Linked DNA regions of Mus musculus: all the other regions are linked to region 1. Evidence: chromatin loops called from intact Hi-C (ENCODE). Cell type or tissue: heart. All regions are shown on one strand.

Region 1 (5,000 bases):
CACTCCTAGGTAACAGTTCATCACTGAGGGAAGTAGGGGAAGGAGCTCAGGGCTGGAACAGCGAAGGAGCGCTCCTTAGTGTCTAGCTCCCTGCCTCATCTTTCTGATTTGGCTCTCTTCTTATTCACCTTGGGCCCACCTACCTAGTATGGTGTCCCTAGGGATACCATCCATGATGGGCTTGGCCCTCCCACACCAATCAACAAGCAAGAAAAATGCCACAAAGACAGCCAGCCCCTCAGGCCAATCTGATGGAGGCATTTCCTCAATTAAGTCTCTCCTTCCTCGGGACACTAGTTTGTGTCAATTTGAAAGATATGTGTCCATGTTGGAGACTGAACCTAGACTTTATTTTGTTAGGCAGAACGTCTACCATTGAGCTGTCTCCAAGTCTGGGATAGATGGTTTGAAGAATTTTTATCAAGCGAATATTTCTTTGAACTAATTTATGACCAGGAGAGAAAAAAACCGGTATTGAACTGTAAAGCAGTCAATACATGGGCAGGCAACAGAGTCATTTCTTGAGCACTGGTTCATACAGATCCGGAATGAAGACAAACAGTGTAATTTGTACACTGTCAGGACGGAGCATGATCCATTACTCCGTTTCAGGGATGTGGGACTTACTCTCTGAGATTGCATCTTTATGTGGCTAATTAGCAGCGCTGAGTGTTAGGATGCTTTGAGGATTTCAACTGTGATGATGATGAGAACTTTATTCTGCTAGAATTCCTTCTGCAGAAAACTCACGATTTCTTTCAGGGCTCATGACTGACGTTATGGTCAATAAATGAACAATGTTAATTCCTCCACAGACCAACAGGAGATATTAGGAGATGGCTACGCATCCAGAGTAAGGAAACAAAAGAAAGTTTTAAGAGATCTACCCTCTTTTCAGTTTTCTTTCATTTTCTTTATCAATGCAAATTCGAATGTTTTCATCTCTGTGGGATTCTTTCCTCCCCACATTCCACAAGGCCAGGGAAAGTCGCTGGAGCTCCAAGAGCCTCTCCTGCTACCATATTAGGAAGGAAAATGTGTAGCAGACACCCAGGGCCAAGTCGAGATAATCTACAGGGAATGTCTGTGCCTTCAAGCCAAATGAGTGCAGAAAGATGATCAAGGCAGCAAGAGAAATAATAAAACTGAACCTTGGCTTTAGCCTATGGCCCAGTTAGTGATCCCACGCTAATAAGGATGTTCTGGAAATTTCTATATCTCTTTGCCATTCAGGCACAAGAATTTAGGTATGTCTAAATGTGGATTAAAGTCCCTCTGGTTTAAAAGTAGATCAAAAAGAAATTATAGATCTTTGCTCTATTAAGAACATAAAACCTTTTTGTATGGTTGCATGCCTCATAAATCTACCTGCAATGAATAATTGATTCTACAATGAATACATTCATTTCAGGATTTTTTTTTCCTCCAGTGCTAGGCATTGAACCCAGGGCCTCACACCTCTTCAGCAAGAGGTCTACTGCTGAGCTCTGTTTGGTTCCTGGATTTTGAAAAGGTTGTGCTAACAGCCCGGCAGTTACCAGGAAACTTTCTGGTGACATTGTTTCTGCAACAAGTGAAACTGGGTAAGATTAATTACATGTTCCTTTCTCATGCATGGCAGTTCATCTATCACATCCCTGGCGAGAAATAAGTTTTTAATTAATACACGCACCAAATCAATAGATGTTTGAACATGGCAACTCTGGACTCAGAGCGAGGCACAAAATGGGGGTTTTACAGCGAAGGCCGAGCAATTATCTAGCGGATGAGATAGACTACTGAGGGCCTAACTGCCCACCTTATTAAGACGGTAATGACTACACCTGAGAGCGGGACTCTGTGATGATGAGAAATGTGACCTTGCGGCCACGTTCTGTACATTTTAAAGGAGGCAGAGGTAAAAACTGAGATCAGAGAACAGAGGTTTCATAAATCAGGACAACCAATGACGGGAGCACGGGCGAGTGCATAATTGTAGACCGAGGACAAAGCAAAGAATTTAAAGCTATTACAAAGTAATTTGTGTGCCTTAACTCTCTGGGAAATTATAATTATCAGAGAAATAATAGGTCCACACTCCAACTGCTTCTGGCCTTGTAACAGGGACAAAAAAAAAAAAAAAAAAAAGCAAGAAAGAGAGAAGGAAAGAAAGTGTGTATGTGTCTCTGTGTCTTGTGTCAGTCAGTCTGTCTGCTAAATTTGGAGCTGTAGGGTCAAATTCAACAAGTGAGCCAAAATCAAATATCTTTGTATGTTTATATATCATAATTTACAAACCAAGTTTTTCTGGCCATTATCTTTTTTGGACCCTTCGTAGAATTTCTGAAGAAGATTCCGTATTCCCTAATCTGTCAGAGGGTTTGGCTGAGTCTCCTTGTTAAGTCTCATCGAGGGTGTGGATTGGCTCTGGAGTTCTTGTTTTCCCAGTCAGCCTGTACTGCTGACCCTCCTCATAACCTTCCTCAAGACCCTTCTGAAGCCATATCAGTTGATGTACGAGAGGGCTCCTTCTGTCCTCTGCAGTAAGACTTAGGAACAGCCTCACAGCTCATTCCTTTGCTTGTTTGGCTTTCGTGTTCGTGCAATTTCGGGGTTTGGAATAGTTGCGGGGCTCATGGAGGGCGGGGGACCTCAGGCTTGTTCTGCCTTTTGGCTTTAGAATGCCAAACTGCAGGTCAGGATGGCTGGATGGCTCCCGTGAGCAGGGCTCAGGAAGGGTGCTCAATCCCTGGCTGCTACTGCCACCTCCTGTTGAAAATGGCTCATCTTGAACTGTCTTTCTGTACCTATGCTTTGAACTCAAGTATCCTAGGCCAGGCTCAAAGGATGTCAGCCAGGAGAATATTCCCATGTCTTAAGAGTTTCTGGAATCAACGACTATTCGAAGGCAGTGTGAACTGGACCGAGGCTCAGATACCATTGTTTGTAGGGGAAGGGGCCAGTAGGAGGAGGTCACGATCACGTAGTTATGTGGCTGGGGGAGGAAAAGAAGAACATAACATGTGTCCACGCATCCACTTGGAGACTGCTAAACAGAGAGCAAGCACTTCTGCTCTGAGTGTAAGAATCGTAGACAATCAGGTCTTCTCACATTAGGGAGAGGCACTGGAGGAGCTTGCATCTACTTTGAATATAAATAAATAAATAAATAAATAAAACAACTGTGCTGTCGATAGAGAGAAGCTACCAGACGTGAGGTCTACTGTCTCGATGGCAGTGTTCTGCAAAGACGATAGACTCTCCTCAGGCTCACGTTTCCAATTCTGAGAGTGTGGGTGGGGAGCCATCTTGCTATGTCAAATGAGGGTCAGTAGCGTAAAACTCAAGTTTCCTGTCTCTTTCCAGCTTCTCAGGCCTCTGGACTGGTCTGGAAGTGGGACACAGCGTAGTGAGACTGCCACTTGGTGCTGAAGAGCCACAGTGGGGAAGGGGGGCGTTGTGTCCCATCTCTTCCATTGAACCCCCTCTGTGTTTGGTGATTTTTTTTCCTCAAAACCATCAGAGTTGTCCTTTTTTTTTTTTTTAAATGAATGTATTTTCCTCTTAAGATAACTCCTGATGTTAAATTTAACTTTGTTTCTCTATTAGTGGGGGAAGTACACGGAAAGTAGTGAGCCACAAGTCCGAATCACCTCAAGGGGAATTCCAGAGATAAATCCAGAGAAAACAGTGAGTCATGGCCAAGTTACAGAAGAATACAAATCACCTGACTGCTTGTCAGGGCCTGTGGAAAGCCCCACTGCAGGTCAGTTCAGCTAACAGTCACCCGTTGTTCCCTATGAAGAAGGTATTATCATCCTTTTTTCAGCAGCTGGGGACACTAAGTCTCAGGGCCAGCAACTCATCCCTCAAGGTCAGCGGTTCTCAACCTTCTTAACGCTGCAGCCCTTTAATACAGTTCCTTATGTTCCTTACATGGTGACCCCCAACCATAGAAGCATGTTTGTGGCTGCTTCGTAACTGCAGTTTTGCTACTGTTATGAACTGTGATGTTAATATCTGTGTTTTCTGGCTATCTAAGGCAACCATCACAAAAAGTGTTTGGCTTCTCCAAAGGGGTCGTGACCCACAGTGTTCTAGGTGTTTCTGACTTCCACAGCCATGCACATATACCTCTGTACCATAATACATGGCAGAGTCACAAAGATAAAAGTGTTCTACATGCACCTACACATGCCTACATGCACCTACATGTGCAGGCCACTCTCCAGCACTTTAACAGGCTAGTATGCATTCTTCTTTACCCATCTTTAGAGTCCCCTCACTGTCGAGTTCGTGGTAGGCAGGCATCTTCTAGAGGAGGGCAGGGAGAACTGGAGTTTTAAGTATGATTCTGACTCTGAAGCCAATGCAAACTCATGAAAACGATGAAACCAAACTTGGTGAGATTTACCCGGACACTGAGTCTTTTCAACATGTCTGTTTCTTCCATCATGGGGACAGGGCATGAGAAAGACTGTGCGTGACCACAGCACCAGAATGGGTTCTCATATTATCACGTTGGTCCTAGGAAAACCCTTTAGATGCAAGTTCCATCTCATTTCAGCTGCTGCCAAATCGGCCAAGCATGGACAGTGCCTTTGGATGCTTCAAGAATGCACAGGGCATTCTAAGTTTCTGGGCTAATATCCACTTATCAGTGAGTGCATATCATGTGCGTTCTTTTGTGATTGGGTTACCTCACTCAGGATATCCTCCAATCCATCCATTTTCCTAAGAATTTCATAAATTCATTGTTTTGAATAGCTGAGTAGTACTCCATTGTGTAAATGTACCACATTTTCTGTATCCATTCCTCTGTTGAGGGACATCTGGGTTCTCTCCAGCTTCTGGCTATTATAAATAAGGCTGCTATGAACATAGAGGAGCACATGTCCTTATTACATGTTGGAGCATCTTCTGGGTGTATGCCCAGGAGTGGTATTGCTGGGTCCTCAGGTAGTACTATGTCCAGTTTGCAAAACACATGAAACTCAAGAAGGAAGACCAAAGTGTGGATA
Region 2 (5,000 bases), 680 kb before region 1:
AGGATATTTTTAAGAGACTTTAATTGTCCTCTAAATCATGAATGATTGTACTGTCAAGAAAGGGGAACTCACCCTGCAGCACAAACGCAGCCACTGATGCAAGGCGAGGATGGAGCACAGGTGAAGTTCATGGCCAGGTTTGCGCACGTCGTCTCGCAGTTTATACCACCAGCTGGTAACGCAGGGTCAGGAAACCTGCAGTCAAAATATTCCTTCCCTTCTGGGCAGGCGTGGACTTCAGATACAAGCATGGATAACACGGCTTTAACTTTGTATTTGGCCCAAAGTCTTATGCACAAATCATCCGAACAAAACCCACTGACCAGATCGCTATAGTGAAAGAATGCTCTCTGTGATCCCCGAGTTTATGAGCTCATCAGCACGACCTAGCCAGAGTCTGTTCCATCTCAAAATTCCCAAAAGCTGTTTCAAACCTGAAAACCTTAGCCATCCTTCCCCCACAATTCACTAAATAACTAGCATATACTTTCTTGAAGTCAACAAGATGAATTCAAACACACCAATTTTAATGACTGAAAGCTGCAATACGCATTTAAGCATTTACAAAGCCATAATAAATGCATGTTACTTCTTCACCTTGCCTTGCCTCTGAGTCATTATTTTCATCAACCTCTACTACACTGTAGAGTAGTACAGAGGCCCCTGTTAGGAGGCATGACCGGGGTCCAGGGGGTATCTGTTTCCCAGAAGTCTTTGGGGCTGTCAGGGATCAAATAAGACACTTGGGTGAGACCACAGGAATGGATTCGTGAGGGCTCCGTTGAGAAAGCAGGCTACCTAGTAATCCCTGCTTTAACTGTGAGCTACCCTGAACTACAAGGGGCATAAGTGAGGATTTCCAGTCGCTATTGTGTTAGCTTTGAGGCCCAGTCACATGACCTGCCCAGACTGACCTAAATCCTGATAAAGTAAATGTGTAATTCAAAAAGTATTTTATTGCTTTATTTTGTGTTTTAAGGGACGGGGTCTCACTGTCAAGCCTCGGTTGGTCTGTAAGTCCTCCCTCTGGTTTAGCCTCTTTAATGAGTATAGAGACACACCACCATGCTCAGCTCAAAGCTGATTTCTAACCACATACATTTAAATAGCTAACAGAACCATAATATCCCTATCTAACAGAATGACAGCCATGTGTCCATAAGTTATTCATCTGACAAAAATACAGATTTATGCGACCCTCTAATTTGTAGACCTTCAGGCTACATACTCTAGTGGAAAGTGGAAAGTTACAGTCTAAGAGAAATAGCAATGGATATATTTTATAAACCCTTTGTTTTTATTTTCCATTTTTATAACTGAGTCTTACACAAGCCAGGTTTGCTTCTAATGCTGCATAGCTGAATCTGTCCTTGAGGCCTGGATGGCTTTGCCCCCTGCTTTCTCAGTGCTGGGTTACAGGAGAGTGCCACCACACTCTTGTTGTATGCTATTTTCCATTTGTTGCATGTAACCCTAGAAGCTTGCTCCCCAGACACATCCCAGGACCTAGAAACACTGGCATTGCCTTGGTCATTGGTAGGTATTCAGAATCTCTGGGGTGGCTTCGCATTCAAAATCAAATCATAAGTCTTAACAAGATCTCCAGTTCGTTGTGTGGATATTAAAAGCTGAGGCGTGTTGGCCTAGGATAGAATTTTCTGCTTTCTGATCCACGACTACGTTACAACCAGCATCCAGGCTATACCCCTAAAGCCTTTCAGGTACCTGAGGTGGTGCTGGGGTAGACAATATAAAAGCTACATGCTTGACTGACCATCAGTGTCTCTAAGCCGCCTTAAATACTTACTTTCCACGGTCCCACAAATATTATTAGTGATGTGAAAAAAAAGTCGGGAATCATTGGAACGTGGTTCTGAATGCATGATACTACAATGTTCCCGTGCTTGGATAAGGAGGTGCATAAGAGCCTTCTGTCAGAAGAGTCAGGGGCAGTGTTTGAGATGCATGCTGCTCGGGAAAAGCTTTTTCTGGAACTCACCAGTAGAGGGTGTTGCTAGCTCATCACATTTCACAGTCCCATTTGAACACTGGCTAGAAGTAAAGAAATAGTTAGTTTATAGACCAAAATCTTGAGTTTTATACGAATAAATCATTCCCTTCAGTCCACATCCAAGACAGCTATCTAATTTTGACACATTTTATCAAACACCTCCATGTGAGGGGCCTTGTTAGAGACAGGAGGATTAAAAGCTCCATGGTATTGTTACTAGCCTGACCCAAATGCTTATATTCTAAGAACAGGAGAATATACAATTAATTCAAACAACATCACATTTTCAACACAAAAATATATCTAAGATCTAAAAAAAAAAAAATTTAAAAAACTACTAAAATTCTGTTCATAACGACCCTTGGAAATATCCCGGCACAGATTTCCCTTCAGCTTTAGAGCAGACCATGTGTTCTATGTTTGAAAAATGAAGAAACCAACATATCAAGAGGTACATCACATGAAAACTACACACATGCATCTCTAAGCAACAGAATGTCACTCAGAGCTGTGTTAGCCCATACTGCCAACGTCATAAAGGAAGTGAGACAGCCAGGTCTACATATTATACTTCTTCCAGGTTGGGGACAGGGATGCAAATAAGGTCATTATGCTAAATATTTTTGGTTTGGGCTCTAATGAAGGATGGATTTTATTTTACTATGTTTAAATAAATAATGTTAAGGATATTGAATTCAAAACAGGTTCTTCCAACACTTGGAAGGAGACTACAGACAAGGAGACTAATAAGCAATGGTTTTGCTATGGTTTATCCAGTCCCAGACATGTGCTAAGGATTGGTCCCCACTGTGATACTGTCAAAAGGTGGGACTTTAAGAGCTGCAGCTTAAGGCACAAAGTGATTTGGTACCAGAGAAACCACTTCTGAAAAAGATGAATATGTTTATAACCTAAAGTGAATCTCTCAGAACTGAGCAGGTTACAAGGGTGGGTTAGTGTGAGAAGATTTGGCTTCCTTGACTCTTTGTTCCCTGTGGACCCAACACTCTTGTGCCCCCATAACTATGAGCTAAGTAAACCTTTATAAGATGGCCAGCCTCTGGTATTTTGTTATAGCAGTGTAAAGGAAAGATAATTTTTAGAGAGGGGCAGGGAAGAGGAGGTGAGTGTCACTGTTAAGGCAGCAGGACAGGAAGGGAAAAATGGATTTGATGTACATGAAGAAAATAAAACCAAGTTAAATCAAGGGTTGCTACGAATTTTCAAGATGGGAGTGTTGAGCATGAGAAAGGAGTCGGAATGATTCTCAGAATTCTGGCTTGGGAAACTGTAGATAGTCATATATTCTACACAGGAAAGGATGCAGTTGTTTCTTTGTGTTTTAATCAGGGGGTGGTGGGGAAAAGATGGAATTAATTATAAAGGCAAGTTGATTTGTGAATGATAGCTTGCTGTTAGTTTAAAATGAACTGCGAAGCAAGGTCTGCGACTGAGTGAGCACTGCCAAGCCGGGTGCCTGGGCACAAATCCCAGCCCCATTATCGGGCTGCTTAACTACATGTGCCTCACTCTGCTCGTGTATAAACTGGAGTAAGATGGCAGGATCTATCTCTTGCAGTTATACTCATGAGGGCTTAATTAATAATGTGTACAGCATGCTCAGAACAGTGCCAGGTTAGTAGAAACCATGCAATCCTGTCTCGCTGTCATTGTCTACCCAAGGGGATCCGCTGTGAGCCCCTGCAGTGCAACTAGAAGGAGGATCCTGAGAGACAGGTGTGGATAAATGGGTAGCATGCAGACGTGACTGCATTTTTGGCAGACAGGACATAACTACAGTGAATGGTAGTCTGTGAGTGTGGTTGGACACTGTTTGATATCCATCATGAGGAGTGACTCCTATGTGGCTTATGGTTCAGACCTATGCCAGAATTGATTTTTCTTTTTTTGAGCTGTGTAGATGAGCCATTAACCTATAAGACCTCAGGATGTAGCTTGAATGCCTACCTATTCTTAACATCTACTAACAAAAGCTTATTGTAAAGGGCTTTTGTTTAACTTCATGGTGATTAAATTTAGAAATCTATTCTGCAAGCACCAGTACATGCCTTAGACATTCCATATTCTAATGTGATATACATATATATATATGGGTATACATATATATGTATAGTTAATATATTCTTTAACACACCTACCATAAGCCTGAGGGGGTTGGAATGAGCTCCCCTGGCTGGTAAATGCTCCCCCTATAATGACACCGGCAGTGATATCTGTAAGGGAAAAGGTGAAGTAAATAATATAAGATATAATTTTTTCCCAACACAAACAAAATGACTGTTGACTCTTCGCTCTGCAATTGGCCACTATAGACTTTCACCACTCTATGGGACTGCACAAAGCTATGTTGTGCAAACGACAGACAACTAACTAGACATAGTAACTGCAGATATGGAGTGTCAAATAGTTCTGGACTGTTTGTTTGGTCCCAAGAAAAGTCACTGAATGACCTTCGGAGAAACACATCTACTGTATATTTTAACCCTATGTGCAAAACAAAAGTCTTCGCTCCCTGTGAGGGCTAAGAACTTTCTCAGTGAGAATAGAGAATACAATTCTACCACTAGTATGACAGGGAAATACAAATCTTGTTTGTGATTAGGGTGTGGAGAAATCAAGTAGGAATAAACTTCAGGGTTAACTAGTAGAATCTCTCCTGCTTTCTGCATCTTTCTGTGAATAGCTTACCACATTAAGCAAAAAGCACATTAAAGCAAAGTGTGGTGGTTTGTATATGCTCTGCCTAAGGAGTAGCACTATTAGAAGCTGTGGCCCTGTTGGAGTAGGTGTGGCCTGTCACTGTGGGTGTGGGATTTAAGACCCTCATTCTCCCTTCCTGGAAGCCAGTATTCTGCTAACAGTCTTCAGATGAAGATATACAACTCTCAGCTCCAACTGTATGTACCATGCCTGCCTGGATGCTGCCATGTTCCTGTCAGATAATGGACTGAACTTCTAAACCTGTAAG
Region 3 (5,000 bases), 740 kb before region 1:
GTGGTCAGTTGCAGACCCACCACACACACCGTAATCTGTGCATGCTCAAGTCCCTAACATCAGATAATGTGATTTTGCATATAACCTATGTTTCCTTCCTTATCTTAAATCATCTCATCTCTTAAATGATGTATGCCTTGTATAATGTAAAAACTATGTAAACAATAATTTATCATGTATTTAGGGGATGTCACAAGGAACATTTTATATGTCATTAGCCTATATGAATATTTTCCAACGATTTTTGATCCATAGTTAGCCAAAAGCTACATTCATGGAAGGTTATGTTTTAAAATACTTGACAACTGTTGCTTATATTAAGATCAAAGCTATACCCTATCTAACATTCACACCACACCCAGGGGCCAGGAAAGAAAAAAAAAAAAAAACACAAGATTCAAACTGAGGTTTGCCGAATCTAAGTATCTGAAACTAAACTTTTGTAAATCACAACCCCAGGAGCACTATATTAAGCTTGACAAGACTTGACGAGTGGATTTATAAAATAATTTCCTAGAGAAAGTTTTATAGTTAGGATCCAGAGAAAACTTGGAGAGAGAGAGAGAGAGAGAGAGAGAGAGAGAGAGAGAGAGAGAGAGAGAGAGAGAGAGATCCTGAAAGCCAACTTCATAACTCCGTTACCATGGATTTTGAAGAAACCTTAGTAGCATACACTAACTGAAATGGATAAAGAAGTGGAATAACTACAGAAAATACACACAGCCCTTAAAAAAAAGGCCACTTCTGGGATTTTTATCAATTTGATAATCCATGTACTAGCAGCTGGGATAAATTGTTGCAACTGCCCAAATCCCTGGATATTGCAGCTTACCTGGTGGCAATGCTGGTTCTGTTGGAAACAGTGGTATGCCTACAAATAAATAGAGATGCCTGCATTGATCTATATTTCCATAAAAGAAGACCCACCTAATTTACATACAGCTCTTTGTCTTCTAGGAAAATATTTTAAGAAAGAAAACATAAAAGAGGGATATGAGAAGCAAGACATAAATGTTTTAGAAAATAATTGGGAAGTTATTTTGTCTGGTTGGTTGGTTGGTTGATTTTTTTGTTGTTGGGTTTTTTTGTTTGTTTGTTTTAGCTCCATGGACTGGAGATTGAAATGAGTTCTTATTCTCTGTCTCAGGCTTCTAATTGTAACCATTTGCCTGAGGGAAAAATTATCTATGCTTTTTATTTTTAACAGTAAATTAAGCAAGGTCCATACTTACAGTCTTCTGGGTGAACACATTTAAGAGTCGTCTCATCCAGGATCATATTCTTGGGGCAATATGGCAAGCATCCTTCAACCCTTTTAGTGGAAAACATAAATGAAGTAAGTGTAAATAGAAAGATCTACATTAAATATTTGTAGCTGAGGTTTGGTATGCCTAAACTTTCTCCATGTTCGTCATCAGGCACATAGGAGAACTCCGTTTGCCACTACTGCATGATAGCTATGAAATTTATAAAACTGCAAACCAGGGGCTCATACAGATCACTATGGGGAAGGTTATGGAGGTAGAATTTGAACACAGAATGTCCAAAGCACATGCTTATGTCTGGGACACACTAAACTCGTGTTCTTAGAAATGGGTAGAAACATAGAGGAACAATCTGTGGAAGTTTCAGGTTTTTTGCTTGTTTGTTTGATTGGTTGGGTTATTTTGCTATAGTGTATTATTTACTTTTACTTCTTTATTATAAATGTGTGTGTGTGTGTGTGTGTGTGTGTGTGTGTGTGTGTGTGTGTGTGTGAATCCAGAAGAGAGTGTCAAATTCCCTGGAGATGGTGTTACAGGCAGTTGTGAGATGTCTGTTGCGAATAATGGGGACATAACTCGAGTCTTCTGTGAGAAGCAAGTGCTCTTAAGGATAGAGCCATCTACTCAGCCCACACTTTCACTTTCTGTGTACTTGACATCCTAGTGGATCGCTATGATATTTGATTGTTATTGCCCTGAAGAGGTCTGTAGAACAAAACAAGATCAGCAGTAGCTTCCCCTGCCTGTTATTCAGTCCTAAGCTTCCTGAAAAGAGACTTGAGATCTCAACGGAAAAGCAGGAGAGGTGCATAGACGAGGTTCTTTTCATATAAGCAGGGGGCAATAATGGCGGAGGCAGAAGTTCTCGGGAGCTTTAGAGTTTGTACCAAAACTCGTTGCAGTGATACAGGCGGATGTGTTTATAGTTCCAGGTTCAAGACCTAGCAAGGGTAGTTTGAATAAAGAACCCCATTCCTCATATGAGGTACAGAAAGAAGTAAGTCTCAGAAGTTTCAAGATGCCATTGGCTTGAGAACTGTGTACACAATCCAGAAGACAGGGTGTAGGCTACTATTCTTCCCCAGGAAGAGAGCCAAAGTATGACTAAGATCCTATTTCCCTGCCATCCTGTGGAAGCTAGTGTCCAATGTATCCTTATTGGGGAAAAAATGTAATCTTCCCTGTGCAGCCAAGTCTAGTTATTAGATTCTAACATGCCACAGAGAATTTATGAGGATCCTTGTATGCAGAGGCTGGTTATCTGTCTCTCACGTACACTAGCAGGCTGTAATAGTATTATTAAGATTTTTCAAAACACTTCCTATTGCTTCATCTGTTAGTTATCTGGACAGAGACACTCAGTGTTTCTACTCCGGATAAATACTAACTTGACTTACAGGTCAGCAGCAGCAGAGGGCAGTGTTGGCGAAGCAAACGCCTTCCCCTACTGAACAGGCTTAATGAGGGATGGTTAGCGAAGCCTTAGATACCACGTTTACAAATGATTCCTTTAAAATATGAATAGTTGGTTTCTACGTGATCAGCTGCTTGTTTTGTACAATGGACTTGAGTAATAAACCTTTAACCACTTATATAATCCTATTTTAAATTTTATCAGGCAGCAGAGAGAAGTTAAAGTTATAAGAGAGTTGACAAACTACAGACAGTGGATTACAGTTGAATGCAGTAATCCATGTGTGTGTGAGTGTGTCTGTGTGTGTGTGTGTGTGTGTGTGTGTGTGTGTGTGTGTGTGTGTGTGTGTTACTCAATTATTTTTTTCAGTTTCTTTGTAAAGGACAAAATTCATGCCTATTCTCTTGAGCCATTTTCCAAAAGCTATTATTTTCTCCCTTATCTGTAACTTTATAGTCACACATGACAAGATCCTGTTGGCTTTGCTATGCAGCTAATATTATGCCCAACTTCCAAAGGATAGAATCCCTCAGTGTGAAAAAGCTATTATAAAATACAGATAATAGGAATTTACATATGTGCCCCACAATACACCGCTTGACACATTTTCTCACAAACAGCACTCATTTTCATGGAGCACCTTGTTTTCTAACAGTTGCTTGGTATCAGCAACAAGAGTGATTGATGGTTCATTTGGGCACTTGAAAGAAGGGGTGCAGGGTCACATTGAAGCCCAGCTTAGTGCATGAGTCCCCTTGGACCATGGGCACAATCAAGAGTCAGCCTAGATACTTCAGCATACAGGATAAGAGAGAAAGAAAGGATGAGCAGAAATAAGAAAGATCTTGGCATATATAAATTTCTTCCAACATCTTTAAGGGACCCCACCACCACCACCACCACCAATCCTTCCTACAACAATAAGAACTTAAAGACAATATACTAGGGGCACTGGGGAGTCAGTGTTAGTCACCTCAGATACTGTTAATAAGTGTAATATAAGCTTATTAGTAATAGCATCAATAATAAGTAATAAGAGCTTACTTCCTCCCCAGCTCCCCTGGGATCATTGTTACCATGTGATCATGCAGCAACCTCACCTCCTTATAGCTACCAGAAGGGTCATGATGAGACATATTTGTGACTGTGAATAAGCCCAAATGTAGTAAACAATTACACGCACACACAGACGGGCATGCACACATGCACACATGCACAGGTAAAGAAAGCAAGTAGAATTTTCTCTTCTTCCCTTACACTCCCAGCACTAGGTACACAGGGCACAGGGAGTCAAACTCTTTTCCCTCAGGTTGTGAGGCTTAGCTAGAGCTGAGTGACCTCTGAGTTTCAGTGGCCCTGCTCTAGATAAGGGAGTAATGCTATTAGCCATTCCACAGCCCTAGGAAATACCACCTTAATGTGCTGTTGACAGACTGTATCCTTTAAAAAAGACTGCGCGCTCCTAAGATAGCCCATTTCTCAATTTTTCACACACCAAGGGCATTTCACGATACCAGAGAGTAATGATCATTCTGAGAAGCGCCTAGGTCTTTATTATAAAATGACTTCAAAATAATCCCTCCCACTATGAGTCCATTTCCAGTTCCTCCTTCACAGCAAAATCTTTGCTTATAAAAGCTTCTTACACTTCCTGCTTCCGTCCTGCCTCTTCCTCGCATCCAGGGTACCAAACGCTACGAAGGATTCTCAGTCTTCAGCTTAATATCCTAGGAAGTAAACATCTTTTCCTTATCTCATCAAAGGTCAATACAGCGTTCCATGGAGTTAAGTGATTTGAACTTTCTGATCATTGTCCAGCGTTCATCTCTGTGAACTGAAGCTCCCAGAGAAAGCCACCCATGTGTTAAAACTTCCACAAGGCTGGGAAATGGTGGGTTAGAACTGCCAGAAGGAGGGGGCCTGGAAGGTTGCAGATCTGGAGCTGAGATCTCTTAGGCTGTCTTTGGTTTCCGTTAACACCCAACATTGTTCCCCGCTGCTCATCTGACCTAACAATCTTACAAATCAAATAACATCTTTGGGGAGGTTGCTAGTATAACAGAACAAACTAGCTTCCACTGACCCAAAATCCCAGATGCATCCAAAGCCCATAGCAAATATTTCCCACTTTGCTGTCATCTGCCAACCTCAAATTCCTATTAGTATATTTGAAAAAGACCTTTATTTATGTCTTTCTTTCATTCTTTAGTATAAAAACATCTTGGAAACCCTTTCCACATTGGAACATGGCATTTGGGGAAACTGGAATCCATACTCTGAAGGCTTGGATGCTCATACTTGGATGGAGAATAAAGTATCTC
Region 4 (5,000 bases), 240 kb before region 1:
TGGTTTAATTCTCTCAAAGACCAGAGATCATCACCACTTTACAGCGGAAGACATGGAACTTGTAAGCTGAAGGCATCAAGACATCCGCCACGAAGCGGGCTAGCTACAGCGAACGGCGCTTGCCCAGCATGCACCGGGCCTGGACTGGCTCCCCAGCTCCTAAGGGAAACCCAAAACGGCCAGGGATGAACGGTGTCCACCTTACTGAAGCTTCAAGAAATCAACAGAAAATCAGGTGTATTTCCTCCCAAACCCCCTTTCTGCCCTCTAGTCTCTTGAACGTTGAACAAAAGCATGCTGAGGCTAGCCTGGCTTGTTGGTGCACACCGTTAATCTCAGCACTGAGGAGGCAGAGGCAGGCAGATTTCGGAGTTCGAGGACAGCCTGGTCTACAAAGTGAGTTCCAGAACAGCCAGGGCTATTTAGAGAGACTCTGTCTCACAAAAGCAAAACGAAAACAAAAGCCATCCTGAAGGTTGTTTCAATTGTCCGATCCGGCAGGTCTTCAAGCCGTTTGGTGAAGATTTTCATGAAGAGCTTAATATTCCTGACGTGAATGACGGGTGGTACACATCGATCTCGTCTCTGATCCCACCCCCACTGGACATGAGCTGTATCCGTAAGTGTTTATAGTAACTCTTGACCCACCAATCTGAAAAACACACCTCTAGCTGATTGTTTAAAAGTTCAGGCACGAGCCGGCCATGTGACTGTGTGCCTGACTTTGACTCCCACACTGGGAAGACAAAAGCAGATGGCGGCTGTCAGATGAAAGTCAGCGTGGGATACATAGAGAGCTTCAGAACTGTCAGGATGACATCGTGAGACATAGTGGCGGGGGGGGGGGGGGAAGAGAGAGAGAGAGAGAGAGAGAGAGAGAGAGAGAGAGAGAGAGACTCAAAAACAAACAAACAAAACAAGAACAACAAAACAAGGGAGGAGCAACTGGAAGCACAGCTATCCATTGATTTACATGAGGGTGGGGCAAGGCTTGCTCGGCATGGGCGTGGCATTCCGAGGACACCTTTCAAGAGTCTCGGTTCTCTCTCCAGTGTGGGTTCAGAGATCAAACCCTAGTCATCAGCTCTGGGTTGAAATGTTTAACTAGACCCTTGAAGTAATTTTCCAGTTCTTGCTTAGCCAAGCTCGTGCAACCTGTTCAAGCATCACCCCAGACCTTCTGTTTGGCCATAATGGTGTCTTGTTTTCCTGACCCCTTTCTCTGTCCTCCTGTCATTTGCTGCATGCCTCTCTGTGACTGTATTTTGGTTTTTGGTTGGTTGATTGGTTGGTTGGTTGGTTTTTCAAGGCAGGGCTTTTCCGTGTAGCTTTGACTGTCCTGGAACTTTCTCTGTAGATCAAGCTGGCCTCCAACTTGCATCGATCCCTATGCCTCCGCTCATGAGGGCTGGGATTAAAAGCAGATTTCTGAGTTCCAGGCCAGCCTGGTCTACAAAGTGAGTTCCAGGACAGCCAGGACTATACAGAGAAACCCTGTCTTGAAAAACAAAACAAAACAAAACGCCATTTTCTGTAGCTTGTCTGTTCCCTGCATAGACTGATCAACAGCTTGTCCTTCCCTGTCTGCACCCTTGTGCACTTGCGTACTTAGTCATTGCTGTCATAATCGTTCGGGAAAGAGCCTTGATGAGTGGGCCGCTTCAGAAGTCCAGCAGTTTCTACAGTTAATAACACCCTGAGCAAACAAATCATTTTATGATTCACACCCTTCATGACCCCTCAGGAGAGAAACACGGCCGTCAGATGGTGCGGGTGTGCACGTAATTGAGTATTTAGGTGTTCAGAAGCGGGAGTGAAAGGTTTGCTCTGGTCAGATCGTTTCTTTGATGTTAGGACAAGGGTTGCTTCACTGAGAGAAATGCACTTACATAAGGAACTTCAAACAGTTAAGAACCTCCTAAGGACTAAATTACGCACTTAATTCTAATTGCAGATATTTTCATATTAGGGAAACAATATAACCACAAATATTCTTTCACAGAATAGTGACTGATTCAGTAAGAAAATCAAGATCAAAGAGGTGAATTATTCTTAAAAAAACAAAACAAAACAAAACAACACACGATGGTAGTTTTAAGCACATGGAACTTGGCGATTAATTTTTACAGAAACCATACAGAATTGTACTAGGGAAGAGCTTGCTAGTCTGGTTTAAGAATTGAGTGTAACAAATAATTTTGGTTTAAATACAGTTTTTAAAAAAAAAAAAACTTTTTTTTTGTTTTGTGTATTGGGGTGTGTGTGTGTGTGTGTGTTGGGAAGGACGGGTGACACATTTGTGTGGAGGTTCAGAAGACAGCCTTGTGGGATCTGTTTTCTCTGTCTATATTTATGCATGTTCCAGATATCAAACATAGGTCACACGTACAGCAAGCATTGTTTAATCTACTGAGCCATCTCATAGGCTCTGTGTATGCGAAATTATTTTGTTTTTCTGACAAGAAGAAATATTTTAATGAAAAGAGATAAAGATGTGGCTAAACCAACAGTCAGTCTCTTTCTCTTTATTAGAGAAAAGTATTGTTTTTTTTTTTTTAAACCTCCAACACCGTGAAAGGGAAATGATAAGGACCTGATTATATAGAGATTACTGCTGGGCATAGCTCTCAGTCCCGCCACAAGGTGGCGCCAACAGGCCTTTTCAGCCTCTGCGTTAAACTATAGTTTTTAAAGACGCTCCTTGCGCGCGCACACGCACACGCACGCGCACACACACAGTATCCACCTGTTAAAAATCCGTGTTCCAGCCGGGCGGTGGTGGCGCACGCCTTTAATCTCAGCACTTGGGAGGCAGAGGCAGGCGAATTTCTGAGTTCGAGGATAGGACAGCCAGGGCTATATACAGAGAAACCCTGTCTTGAAAAGAAAAAAGAAAAAAACCGTGTTCCAGTCCACACTTTCCACGCATCTGACAACTAAGATTGGATAATAATATGCCTGACACAACCGGTCAAGAGTGCTGCTCTGGCAAATTACTAGATACTTAAGGAGATACTTAACGGTTGAAAATCTTGGGAAAGCAATAAAAATATAAAACACTGTGACTAGTAGGGAAAAGAGAGAACCCACGGGCCTGGGCCTGAGGATGAAGTGCGTTTGCTCTGATCCTGAACCCACAACCCGGGGCCTCAGCATCCTCCATCAATCACAGCATTCACTTTTCTTTGTTTCTTGGTTAATAAAAATGACAGACTGGGATCAGAGGAGTTGATTTTAAATCCCTTAAGTAAAAAAACAAAAACAAAAACAAACAAACAAACAAACAAACAAACACCAAAACCTTTTGTTGCTGAAGCCTACAGAAGGCTTCGGAATTGTAAGATGGAGTCAGAAGAAAACATGGCATAAGGAAGGGAAATGGGGCTGGATCCTGGAAGAACAGGGAACATATACACACAGACAAAAACAGAGCCAGCAAGTCGCATTTATGTGTGTGTGTGTATGTGTGTGTATGTATGTGTGTATGTGTGTATATGTGTATATATGTGTTTGTGTGTATACATGTACATATGTGTATATGTATATATAAGTATGTGACATATATGTGTGTGTATATATGTGTGTGTGTGTGTGTATATATACACACACACACACACATATAACAGTCATTAAAAGAAGCCTCCAACTGGGAGGGGTTGGAGGGAGAAAATCTAAGAGAGAAGTGATATATTTTAATTTAAAATATATATTTTCAAAAATTAGGTGCTGGAGAGCTGGCTCAGCAGTGCATGGCACTAGCTGCTCTTTCAAGGGCCCAATTACGATTTCCAGCACCCATAAGACAGTGGCTTGCAACCGTCTGTAACTCCAGTCCAAAAAATCCAATGCCCTCTTCTTCTGGTTTCCATGGACAATAGGTTATACAGACATACATGTATGCTGAACACCTCTATACAAAAACACACAAAAATTTTAATTAAAATGAGTAAATATTAAAGTGAAAACAGAAAGAAAAAAATAATGCTCACTGACAATATCTGGAAAACATATTTCAAAAACCAAATTACAGCCAAATCAATAATAATAGTAATTTAGAGACCAATGAAGCATAAGATTACTGAGAGCTGTCTGTTCCAGGACTCTTTCATGTTTAAGTCTGTAGCACTAGGTCTTAGAGTTTAAGCCCTTTCCAACTTTTCTTGCCCAATTCCAAGACACAGGGACAAATATCTTTCTATAAATCACCTAGACATTGACCAGAACTCAGACCTTCTGTAACTAAACTTCTTGTAACTAAACTTTTTTTAAAAGATTTATTTATTTATTATATGTAAGTACACTGTAGCTGTCTTCAGACACTCCAGAAGAGGAAATCAGATCTCATTACAGATGGTTGTGAGCCACCATGTGGTTGCTGGGATTTGAACTCCGGACCTTCGGAAGAGCAGTCGGGTGCTCTTACCCACTGAGCCATCTCACCAGCCCTAAACTTTTTATTTTCAGGAAATTCTACAGTCACATGTTGGAGAGACAGAGAGAAACAGAGAGAGAAAGAAAGAAAGAAAGAAAGAAAGAAAGAAAGAAAGAAAGAAAGAAAGAAAGAAAGAAAGAGAAGGAAGGAAGGAAAGAAAGAAAGAAAGAGAGAGAGAGAGAGAGAGACAGAGAGACAGAGAGACACAGAGAGACAGACAGACAGACAGACACAGAGACAGAAAGGAACACAGCAGAATCCCAGGCAGCATCGCTCTGGTTTGCTCCCATGGTACCGTGCAGCCCAGGGCAAGATGACTACAATCAAGACACAGACAGCCCCACCCCACACAAGTCACTGAATTTCCCTCTTTCTCTATGCATTCTCTTATCGCTGGGAATCACTCATTTGTTACATTTCAGCCATGTCATTTCAGGAATGTCACATACTGTCATATACAGAGTGTGCTCTTAGGATTTTGTTTCCATGTGCAGCCTGGGGAATCAAACCCAAGACTTCCATCAGACTGCCAGGCAGGCTGCATGCCACCGAGCCGACCCAGATATGC

What was found. A loop is a pair of places that touch in the nucleus more often than their neighbours do. Peaks named below come from ENCODE experiments on the same cell type or tissue, not always from the same donor. Only the 100,000 strongest peaks of a DNase experiment are listed, where the experiment ranks them.
Region 2: a loop joins it to region 1, with 3 times the contacts of the local background. A loop is called at or near these places in 2 of 42 quality-filtered maps.
Region 3: a loop joins it to region 1, with 5 times the contacts of the local background. A loop is called at or near these places in 5 of 42 quality-filtered maps.
Region 4: it touches region 1 in a loop (9-fold over the local background); 24 of 42 quality-filtered maps call a loop at or near these places.

What each region holds. Positions count from the first base shown.
Region 1 is chr10:108,535,092-108,540,091 of GRCm38, forward strand. The region is part of intron 9 of Syt1 (synaptotagmin I); the gene reads right to left. Among named protein-coding and RNA genes, the nearest start is that of Gm36601, 82 kb to the left of the region's middle. In heart, a CTCF peak has its summit at 2,760 (motif pointing left); a DNase peak (open chromatin) is centred at 2,740; H3K27ac peaks cover 4,356 bases.
Region 2 is chr10:107,856,896-107,861,895 of GRCm38, forward strand. It overlaps Otogl (otogelin-like), which reads right to left. Exons shown (of 58, transcript NM_001177567.2): 21 at 4,171-4,245; 22 at 2,000-2,052; 23 at 73-235. Among named protein-coding and RNA genes, the nearest start is that of Otogl, 53 kb to the right of the region's middle. In heart, a CTCF peak has its summit at 2,004 (motif pointing right); no DNase peak of the experiment used is centred here.
Region 3 is chr10:107,797,490-107,802,489 of GRCm38, forward strand. It overlaps Otogl (otogelin-like), which reads right to left. Exons shown (of 58, transcript NM_001177567.2): 35 at 1,233-1,312; 36 at 833-871. Among named protein-coding and RNA genes, the nearest start is that of Ptprq, 80 kb to the left of the region's middle. In heart, a CTCF peak has its summit at 2,681 (motif pointing right); no DNase peak of the experiment used is centred here.
Region 4 is chr10:108,298,341-108,303,340 of GRCm38, forward strand. No RefSeq gene overlaps it. Among named protein-coding and RNA genes, the nearest start is that of Pawr, 31 kb to the right of the region's middle. In heart, a CTCF peak has its summit at 2,634 (motif pointing right); a DNase peak (open chromatin) is centred at 2,711; H3K4me3 peaks cover 344 bases.